2 separate regions of the Mus musculus genome follow, and region 2 is linked to region 1. A link is a loop called in an ENCODE intact Hi-C map of the cell type or tissue named here. Cell type or tissue: heart. All regions are shown on one strand.

Region 1 (5,000 bases):
GGCTTTGCAGAGGAGGTGAGTCCAGAGAAATGAGGCATAGCAGCTGCAGCCAAGGTGTAGACACCCCATTCAAAGACCCCAAGAAGGTAGTAGCCAAGGTGTAGACACTCCATTTAAAAAACCCCAAGAATCTAAGTTCATGCTGGATGCAGGGAATGGTAGGTTCCATGCCATGTCCCTGTAACATGCCTTGCCGATGGGGACACACAGAGTGGAAGTGAGATCAGCGGGAGGAGAAATGTTAGAGTAGAACAGTGAATTAAACTGGGACACCTGACTACCAGCCCCCACTCCCGGGGGCTCAGCAAAGCTAAGCTATACTCTTGGGGCTGGAGACAGTAGGCACAGAGAAGTCTGATGCTAAGTCTGGAGAGGGAGAGGGCAGAAGGAATGAAGCTGACAGGTGCTCCACCCAAAGTCACTTCTTCAGGCTCTCTGACCATTGGCCTACACAGGATTGCCATTGCCAAATGCCAGCCAGCCATTCCCTTCCTTTCTCCCCACTTCCTTCCTCCCTTGCCCGCTCCTTCTATCCTCCCTCCCTCTCTCCTTTCCTCCCTTGATGTTTTTTGAGATAGATTCTCACTATGTAGCCCAGGCTAGTCTGGAACGTGAGATCCTCCTGCCTCAGCATCCTATGTGCTAGGCTTACAAGCCTGTGCCGCCACATCCAGCGTTTCCCGTTTGAATGACTGTCCCTTCTCTCCCAGAGATCACAGCTTTCAAGAGAGCAAACTCGTGCTTACCCTGATCACCACTCAGCCCTCACTGGCGTGTGCAATGTGCAGGCAGACAGGGTGTCACAGGCTGTGTTAAAACAGCTCCGGGGGATGGGGTGGGGGGGCTGAGAACAGCTATTTTTTTCTTCCTTCTGTTTTTAGATACTTTCTGTTTATGCTTCTAATTGTGCTGACTAGACACGGTTTAATAGTTGCAAGCTGCCTTAATCCTTTTTTTGGAGTGGGGGAGGAGGCAGGCTATATTTTAAATATATGGCAATATTTCACAAGTCCTGGAATGGAAAACACTAGACATCTCTACTGTGTCTGAGATAAAAATAAGTGCATCAGCCATCATCCTCCGAACACTCCCACAGAGGCTCCTGAGCACCTCCCCGCGCGCCCCACCCCCAGTGAGACCCATCCCTGCCGGTTAGTTCTCATCATGATACTTGGAAGAGACTCAAGCAACAGTGCAGTTTCCACCAACAGGATTGCTTTAGTTTCCAAGCTTTCTGGTCCTGAATACAAGCCCCCTTCCAGGAACTTTCTGGAAATTACTCTTAACATTCTCTTGATCCCCCTTCTAGGCTAAACCCCATGCTTCCTTTCCCATTCCATGTGGGATGGGACCACAGGGTCACTTGTTTGCTACCAGAAACCATGTCGGCAATAAGCGTTGGTGCTTATGTGTAGTCTTGGGTGAGGCTGGCATGAGTTAAGGAGTCAAGCAGGATCAGTGGGCAAGTGTACTCTTGGTAGTCAGCTTAGAGGGAGAGAATAAATTTGAACCTAGATGGAGCTCATCTTAAAGAGCCAACAGGCTTCCCCACCAGCCACACATGGCCTCTCTGGATCACTTCCTCTCTTCTGCCTCCAAACCGCTGGGGGAAAATGTCCCCAGTTCTCCAGCCACCCAGTTCCCTTGTTAATGAACACCAGAAAGGAAAATTTTCAAACAAGCTGAGAAGCCATGTGAGATGGGGACTTGCGTTCTAGCTGCCTGGGGCTCCCAGGTGGACATGGGGTGTGAGGAGGGACAAGGTGCCCTCAGGATAGAGTTCACACAGGTAATGAAGGGTCCGATGCCAACCTCAGTAGGCACGCGTGACTCAGTTTACCCAAGATGGTCTGTATGCCTGAGATACGGTTGGCTAGTCTCTGAACGGGGCCAGTTTCTATTTGAGGGATGGAGTGAGGAGGAAAAGAAGCACAGAGAGGAACTGGACCTCTTTTCCCTTCATGTAAATGGCTCTGGCACTGTGTTTGATCCTTTGAACCTCAGTTCACAATTCAAATTCATCATCAACAGTTGGGGCAACTCACACTGACAGTTATGCTACGTGCTATGCACTACGGACCAGGCATGTTGTGAAACATGTATTGATCCATTCAGTCCTCACACCAGCCCTATGAGGAAAACACTGGTATACTCCAGGCACAGAGAACCTTCCCAGGATCACACAGCTGGTCCCTGGAGAGGACGGTGGAATTCTGGTTGAGGTGTGCACAGTAGGGCAGTAAGATGCCATGCACGTGGGTGGCTGATAAGCAAGAGGTGCTTGGAACACAAGAAGCAGGGGAGACCCAAGGAAATCTAGAAGCAGCTCTTGGGTATATCCTATTCTTTACTACTGTATCATCCACTGGGTGGCTGCTGAGAAGAACTCAGGCAGCGTGATCTGCCAAGCGTAGCCTGCTCTCATCAAGCCAGTGCCTTCAGGCCTGAGGCCGAGAGACACGAGCCACAAGCACCACACAGCTTGTGTCCTTGCCTCTGCCCTGTCACCAGGGCCATTTGCCAGCAGAGTGCACATCCTAGGTCCCTGCATGCCCTTGGGCTTCCTGTTTCACTGACGATCCCCATCTCCAGAAATAACCTAATTATCTCTGGGAATAGCTTTGGCCTCCTCGTCCTAGAAGCAGAAGTTTAAAAGGTTCCTATCTGGGCTTCATGGGCACTGCTAGGTGGGTTATTTATTCTGCCTCTAGAGGGAGCTCTTTAGTTCCAGACTTTATTTTCTCTTGCATGCATAAGGCAGGGTATTCGCTGTTGAAAGCAGGCTTTCTCAAGAGAGGAGGCACTGCAAGTAGCTCATGCTGGCCAGTGTGCCCTGTTTGCTATTGTTCATGACAGTGCTTATGACAGTCATTAGATTAGTGCTTTTAATAACAGGCATGAACTGGGGTTTAGCCTATTCAACAATGTCCTAACTGGGAGATATTATACCCCCACTTTACAGGTACAGACAACGAGATTCAACACAGTGGCAAGAGTTGGAAGCCAGACATAGTATTGGGATTCTTATCTTGACCTAAATCCTCTGCATACTTGTCTATGACAAAGTAAGCAATATTCATTGTCCTGAAGGCGGCTCAGTTCTGAGCACTTACACTTAACCTATTTACCCCTGTTAAAACCTGTCAGGCAAGCTTGATCAATCTCTCTTTTTTTTTGCAGATTTGGAAACAATATACAGTTTAGCTTGCCCAAGGTCATGGTTAACCTCTAGTGACTAGCAGTCCCTGTTTTCCCGGGACTAACCTGGTTCAGAGATACAGAATTATCATCTAAAAAGTGGTCAGTCCTGGGCATACCAGATGAGCTGGCTACCTTGTTTAATGCAGACAGTGTGAAATCAGGGCTGTGACCCCAAGGGGATGCTCTTACCAATGACAGTAGTACATAGTCCCCCTTTTTCCTATGTTTTGGCCCAAAGATTTAATGGAAGCTAGGGATGTGGTGGAGGAGTTCCTGGTTTCAGATGCTTCCGAGTGCATGCTCGCTTGGATGCTATTCTCTTAGACGGATGTCCAAAATGTCCCTCCTTCCAATGGCTGCTTCAATATGTTCTTTTACAGCAACCTTTGCAGCTCTACATTGTAAGCAATTCCAGTACTTCCCAGAAACTTGAAGAATAAACTCCCTGTTTAGTTTAGACAAAGCCTAGCAGATAGCCAGGGGAGTCTGATAAATATGTGTGCTGCTCCCTGGGGTGCCTCGGAAGAATTCCAAAGCTCAAACCAGATGTGCAATTGACAGAGGTTGATGAGGGATGGTGGAGGGTTTGGGCACAGTCCACATGCCAGGTTAATTCTTCATAGAGATGTCAAGACAGTTTATCCATCCTAGGACTCTCTGGCCTCTTTGAGGTCATCAACTTCTCTTCCTGGACATTTTGGGGGAGGGGAGCTGGAGAGTCCCAAGCTACAGACAATGAGGGTTTTCTGTAAACTGTTTAGGGATTGGGAATATGTACGCAGGGGTAGGGAAGGAGGGCAGCTTTTTGCCCAACTTTAGTCCCTGCTATTTTTGGTTCCTTTGAGAATTGTTCTACTTGGTTACTTATAGAACATTTGGAAATGAGTTCCCCCTGGAGGCATAGGCCTGTGATGTCAGGAACTCAGAGGGCTGAGGCAGGAGGATAATAGGTTCTGCGTTATCTATGAGGGAGTCCAAACTGGCCTGGCCTAGGGAGCGAGACCCAATATCAAAGTAAACAGCAAATAAAACCAAAATAAATGGCAAAGAGGATTGGAGATGTGGGTCCGGGGCAGAGACCACAGAGCATGTAACAGGCCTATGTTTAATTCTTAATATTGTAGCATGCACAAGCATGCACATGCACGTATGTACACACACACACACACCCACACACACACACACACACACACGCACGCACACAAACACATACACACACATAAATAGCACATTTTTGGGAACTGGACTACGGATCAAATGTTTTTTACTTCAAGGTTGATGGGAAACGGCTTTTGGGGTAACAGGAATCAAGGCAGCCTGACCACTGTGGTTTTCTGATGGGCTTTCCAAATAGCCTGGGCACCCAGATGTCAGCAGGAGTCTTTTTTTGGGTCTTTGTGCTTTTGTGAAGTCCATTCAACCCCAGGGGCTGTGCAGAGGGGTCACAGCTCCGTGTGGAGATAGACATGGGAGAAGGTGACATGGCATTCAAGTGGAAATTATTTCCAGATGACATTTCAAAACCATTCCTCCATTCCCTCACATCCATTACGTGGCACTCCTTGGGTAACTACGAAAAGGCCTCCTCTGTCTAACACTTTCCAGGCTGGAAGTCACAGACCCTCCAAAGCACAGGACTTGACACTTGGATATTGAGAAATTGCGTTCTTCCTCCCCGTTTGTCAATGTGCCCCACGAAGACATTTGGTTCTTTTGTGCTAAAGTCTTTTTTTTTGTTGTTGTTGCACAAATTGAATAAAAATTCCATCTTCCCAAACAGTTTCTGTTTGCTCAATGAA
Region 2 (5,000 bases), 62 kb after region 1:
GGGAAGAGGGTGGGACCAGAAGAAGCCCGCAGCGGGTCTGGGACCACAACTGCTCTGATGCAATGATTCAAGGTCATTGATGGGTACAACATATTCTATTCATAGGTGTGGATTTTATCCAAAGGTTCTATGAGCCTTCCCTCCACAGAGTGGTACAGGTTGCAATTATCTGTCACCTCTCATACTGACCTGGCCAAATGCTCATGGAGTCTGAGGTAGAAGATGTTTGACTATGAGATTAGAGGGGACAAAGTACCCAAGGCTACTCAGGGTGGTAGCATGATGAAAACGAACTGGGCTCCCTGAAAGTCAGAGCACTCAACAACGACAACAACAAGACTTTCTCCTGAACGCCCGTTAGGAACTCACACTTTGTGAATGCATCAAAAGAGCCTTGAGCTGGGGACAAGAAGGAAGAGCGACCACTCCAGACTCTGCTTCGCCAAGGGGGCTGGCAGACCACGCTGCCTGGCTCAGGGAATGACAGCTTGTTCATTCTCCTTCCTCCGGACTGTTGTGTGTTCTCCAAACTGTTAACAGTGGTGTTAATTACTGACAATTAATTACAGTAATAAGAGCCGGGTTCTGAACCAGTGCAGCCACAGGAGAGCTACATGGGCTCACACACGTCCAAGCTCCCAGAAAAATTCCTCCAGTAGAGAGGGACTTGGCTTTCATTTGTCCCTGGCTCAGTACCAGGCACTGCCTCTACTCAGAGAACCACATTACATAGTACTTATATCTCTTATCCTACCGAGAAGGAAATGGAGGTCCAGAGAAGTTCAGTAATTTGCTAAAGGATGTAAAATCTCCTAATCGCACTGGTATACACCTGAACTAGTGGAGTTGTCATGGCAACTTCTCAGGGAGAACACCTGCAAGTTATCCAACAAGCTACCCCACCCCTGTACTAGACACTGACTGGACTCTGATTTCTGCCCTGTCATGGTTTTTTTTTTTTTTTCCTTTTTCTTGAATTGGGGGCAATAAAAACATAATATTATTTTCCTATGCAGTTAGAGACAATGATCAAACAATTTGTTATTTAATAATAGGTCCATTGTTTTAAAAATAACTAATTAACCAGGTATAGGAGAAGGGGTGAAAGTTTGCAGAGGTTTGGAACATCAAAGACAAATGTATGGCGTACAAAATCCAGGCTATGGGGAGTCCTTCTCTCACCTTGCTCACAAACCTCTGAATCAACTGAGAATGTTATTAAGGCATCAACGGCAGTCACTCTGCAAACACACTAGCTTAGAGGACAATACTGGGCACAAAGGTCAGCTAGAAAAGAGACTACGAGCTTCCCAAGAGTCAGAGAGAAACCAGTAACAAGCACAAAGCAGACACTTACCAGCAAGAAGCAGCCGTTCGAGGGCAGTGCGTTCGTACAGTTGGATGTTTGGCATGTTCTTTTACTTTTTAGAGGGCTGTCTCTGGGCTTATTTCCTAGTGGATGATTTCCTTATAAACCCCGCTGCTAATTTAAGACCCAGGAAAGGGACTAATCAAAGTCTATAAAATGGAATGTCTCAGGATTCATTTATTTCTCTCCTGGAGCTTCCCAGCTAAGTTGATAAGAAGACAGATTGGGGACTTGTTTCTTTGCCCTTGTTAATAATATTAGCTAGTGGAGTGGGTCTCTCAGGCTCGTTGAGAGCAGGTTATGTGGTCAGGATTAGAAAAATAAATATGGGTCCTTGAGGATTTACAATTACTTTTAGAGTCGGGTCCTAGCAGAGCAGCCTCTTCCATATATTTATTAATATAGAAAAGATAGAAACAACAAGAGAGTTTCAACAATTCAAAAGCCAGGCCTGGCGTTACATTCTTGTGGCCTTGAAGGGTAATCTTTACTTTAGCCAAAGGTCAGCAGGCAACCTATCTGGCCTGAAGGTAAACAGTTCTAATCCAGACTGCTAAATATTTTCCACAAATAAAGGAAACTAAAGGATTTTTATGAGAGAGAGAGAGAGAAGGAGAGAGAGGGAGAGAGAAGAAAGCTTATAAATAGGGAGCCAGAATTTATTACCTTTAGTATTGACTTTCTATTGTAAACAACAAGACCTAGGGAAGTATTACAGCTTTGGATCAAAATTGCTTCAGATGACATGAATGCAAGCAAGAAAAAAAAAAAGGACAATCTGAATTTTGTGAATGTCCCCAGCACCCCACACCACCCCCTACACACACACACAAAACAGGCTGAACTGGTCTGCACATTTGAACTAACTTTCAAAAAGCATCTCACCTCACTTCTCTCAGGGGTTTTAAAAAGAATCAGATCAACGTCACCAACAAGTAGAGGCCGGATTAATAATCAGGAAACAAAAATGATTAAATATCTGGCCGAGATAACGTTGCTGGCCATGGAGTAAGACTGGCGCAGACATCTCTACTCTCAGAGTGTTACTCTGGACTGAGCCAGTAAGTGGTCTTTCTTTTACTTTTTCTTTCTTTTCTTTTCTTTTTTTAAATTCAGATTCCTTGTTCAGATCCCTTTTGGGCCAGAGGTCTAAAGAGAGGAAAAAGTAGTTTCTTCTCACCTGTTCAAAGATGTTTGGGACTTTCAAAGCAGCAGTGACCAGCCAGCCTCCATCCCTGTGCCAGAAGCGTCTAGGGCCGCCTGAGCTGTGACCGGTCTCAACTTCGGTGTACAGGTGGCTGGAGGAAGAAGAAGGGTATTGGTTGGTTCAGAGCAGGAAATCTGTGACATCACGGAAGTCTGGCTGAGACCTTAGGGACTAAAACATCCCCAGAGGCTCCGCCCCCGTCAATTACCTGACTACCTTGGAGCAGGTAGGTGGCGTCTCTCAGAGGACAAATGAATCAGTTAGAGCAATTTGCCAAGTGGAATTTACTTTCCTTTCTGAGCATAGCACGTGTCTAGCCCCGTGTACAGATCTGAATGCGAATGCCTGATTGTTTCCCAGGCCCATCTTGTATGCCTGATATTGTTTCCCCTCCAGGCTCACAGGAGCCCACACAGCTGCCAACATCAGAATTAAAAGGGAAGTTTAAACACTGGAAGGAGACAGGGATTTTTGTAGGGGGGGGGGGGGAAGGAAAAGGTTGTGAAGACTTAGCCATATCTGGGACTTGTCCCCACTAACGCCTTTCTGAATCACATCCCTTTGAGTTCCTAGTGTTTTTCTGTCCCAATATTATAACAAACCAGAGATGACCTAAGTCTACTTAAAAAAATCTAATTTTGATACCTTTCAGCATCATTTCCCAAACACCTTCGCGGTCCCCAGCATATTAATAATAGATTCAGGCATTGGTAAAACTTCAGGCATTCCTACCTCGGCCTGTCTGTCACGTGGTGGTTACAGTCCACAGTAGGCCTGCAATTAGGAGTACTTTAAATGATTCAGGTTAGAATGATAGCGCCTTACTAAGGCCATGTTGTCTGCAGGGAGAGATAGGGAAGAGGACTCAGGGCTATTTTGGTCCCAAGCTTGGTGTGTGACCCTGGACAAGTCACCCTTGCTTCAGCTTTTCCAGCAGGCTAATGGCACGACTCAGCTGGCACTTGAGTGACAGCTAAGAGGATTCCTGCCTGCTGGTTAAGGCCTGTGGCATCTTGTCCCATCAGCCTGTTGAATTGCTGTGTGTCTGTGGCTCGCAGCCAGCCTCCCTCGCAGATGTAGTCACTGTTCGGAATGTGCTACCTGGGGACCCTGGGGAGTTCTCTCTCCTGGGTTGGTCCAGGCACACTTTGGTCCCCTAACGAAGAAAACGTCTGCTGAAAATCTTTCCCCCCTCCTGATCTTGAAACTGTAGAAGTCGCCTGTTCTAACACCTCACGGCCTAGCCGTGGTTTGTGGGCGGGACTAGGGGACAGCTAGAGTTAGAAATAGTAAAAAAGCACCTTCTCCCTGAGTGCCCACATTGGTAGCTGGCTCCCTGTCACTCGGTACCTTGTAAAGTAAAAGGAGAGGGTAGCAGAAGGAAGATGAAGTTAGCGCAGGAGGCAACTTCAAATCACTGGTTCACCCCAGACAGGCCTAAACAGCGCATCCATCTGGGACCAAGCAGCTTGGGACTCTTTAAAACAAACACATACACACACCTCTCTTCGCTACTTTATCCAATAGAAACTAAGGGAGGCGTGGCTACCCTGTACCGATAAAAGCAAAAGGTTCGAAAAGGAGGGAGGGGGAGGGGGTTGGGGCTTGGGGGTTGAGGAGTGGGAAGATAATAAAGGTAGTTGAACCTTTCAAGTGCAGGTTTTTCGAGGCAGGAGGTGGGGGTGGGAGGAAGTACTATTAGCCCAGCAAGACAAAAGCTTCTCCTTCCTGAGACAGCGTGTCCCCGTGTCCCCGGGGGTAGGAGGAGACCAAGGCTAGCCAGCTTGCAGAAAGCCACGCCCCTCATTGAGTTCCGCCCTCTCTGTGCTGTCAGTCAAGCTTCACCTTGCCCAAGGGGATTGGCTCTGACTTGGAGAGGCAGTTAGATTTCCAGGCACAGAAACCCTGGGCAGAGAGGCACAGGAGAAATATATTTGCATAAAATGTGCAATCAATGAACGCGCACAGAACTTCGCTGAAGGAAGGCCTTTAGACTATGGGAATTTTTCTGGCTGTATTCACAAACACACAGCCACTTGCACGGATAGCCTGGTGAAAGAAAGACAAACTTAGGAGAGAGAGGGGAAATAGAGGAAGTGGATCAGCATTAAACTGGGAGTGGAGCTAAGGCTCAGGTGTCTTGTGTAAGAGAAGAGAAACTCCTGGATATTTTATATGGTTAGCCAAGAGAAGGGCTTCTCTATGCAGCTGAATGTAGCCTATTCTTTAAAGACTAAAACCAAGTTCAGTATAAACTCCACTGTTTCATTCCGGCTGTTGTGTTTGAACAAAGTCTTAGATTCTAAGGTAAGGTGGGGGGAGGCAGACAGAAATAATGACCACTAAAGCGAACACGGAGTAAGAAAGACAGCAAGAGCTTGCCAGGCCCGCGTACTCTCCCCAAGCACTTTATACCGGAACCCC

What was found. A loop is a pair of places that touch in the nucleus more often than their neighbours do. Peaks named below come from ENCODE experiments on the same cell type or tissue, not always from the same donor. Only the 100,000 strongest peaks of a DNase experiment are listed, where the experiment ranks them.
Region 2: it touches region 1 in a loop (2.4-fold over the local background); 4 of 42 quality-filtered maps call a loop at or near these places.

Annotation. Positions count from the first base shown.
Region 1 is chr5:74,638,602-74,643,601 of GRCm38, forward strand. The region is part of intron 2 of Lnx1 (ligand of numb-protein X 1); the gene reads right to left. Among named protein-coding and RNA genes, the nearest start is that of Gm32304, 6.6 kb to the right of the region's middle. In heart, a CTCF peak has its summit at 2,700 (motif pointing right); a DNase peak (open chromatin) is centred at 2,500; H3K27ac peaks cover 285 bases; H3K27me3 peaks cover 706 bases.
Region 2 is chr5:74,700,243-74,705,242 of GRCm38, forward strand. It overlaps Lnx1 (ligand of numb-protein X 1), which reads right to left and starts at 2,661. Exons shown (of 11, transcript NM_001159577.1): 1 at 2,550-2,661. It overlaps Gm15984 (a long non-coding RNA gene), which reads left to right and starts at 2,230. Exons shown (of 4, transcript XR_001784879.2): 1 at 2,230-2,430. In heart, a CTCF peak has its summit at 2,827; DNase peaks (open chromatin) are centred at 2,789, 3,749 and 4,389; H3K4me3 peaks cover 1,299 bases; H3K27ac peaks cover 1,605 bases.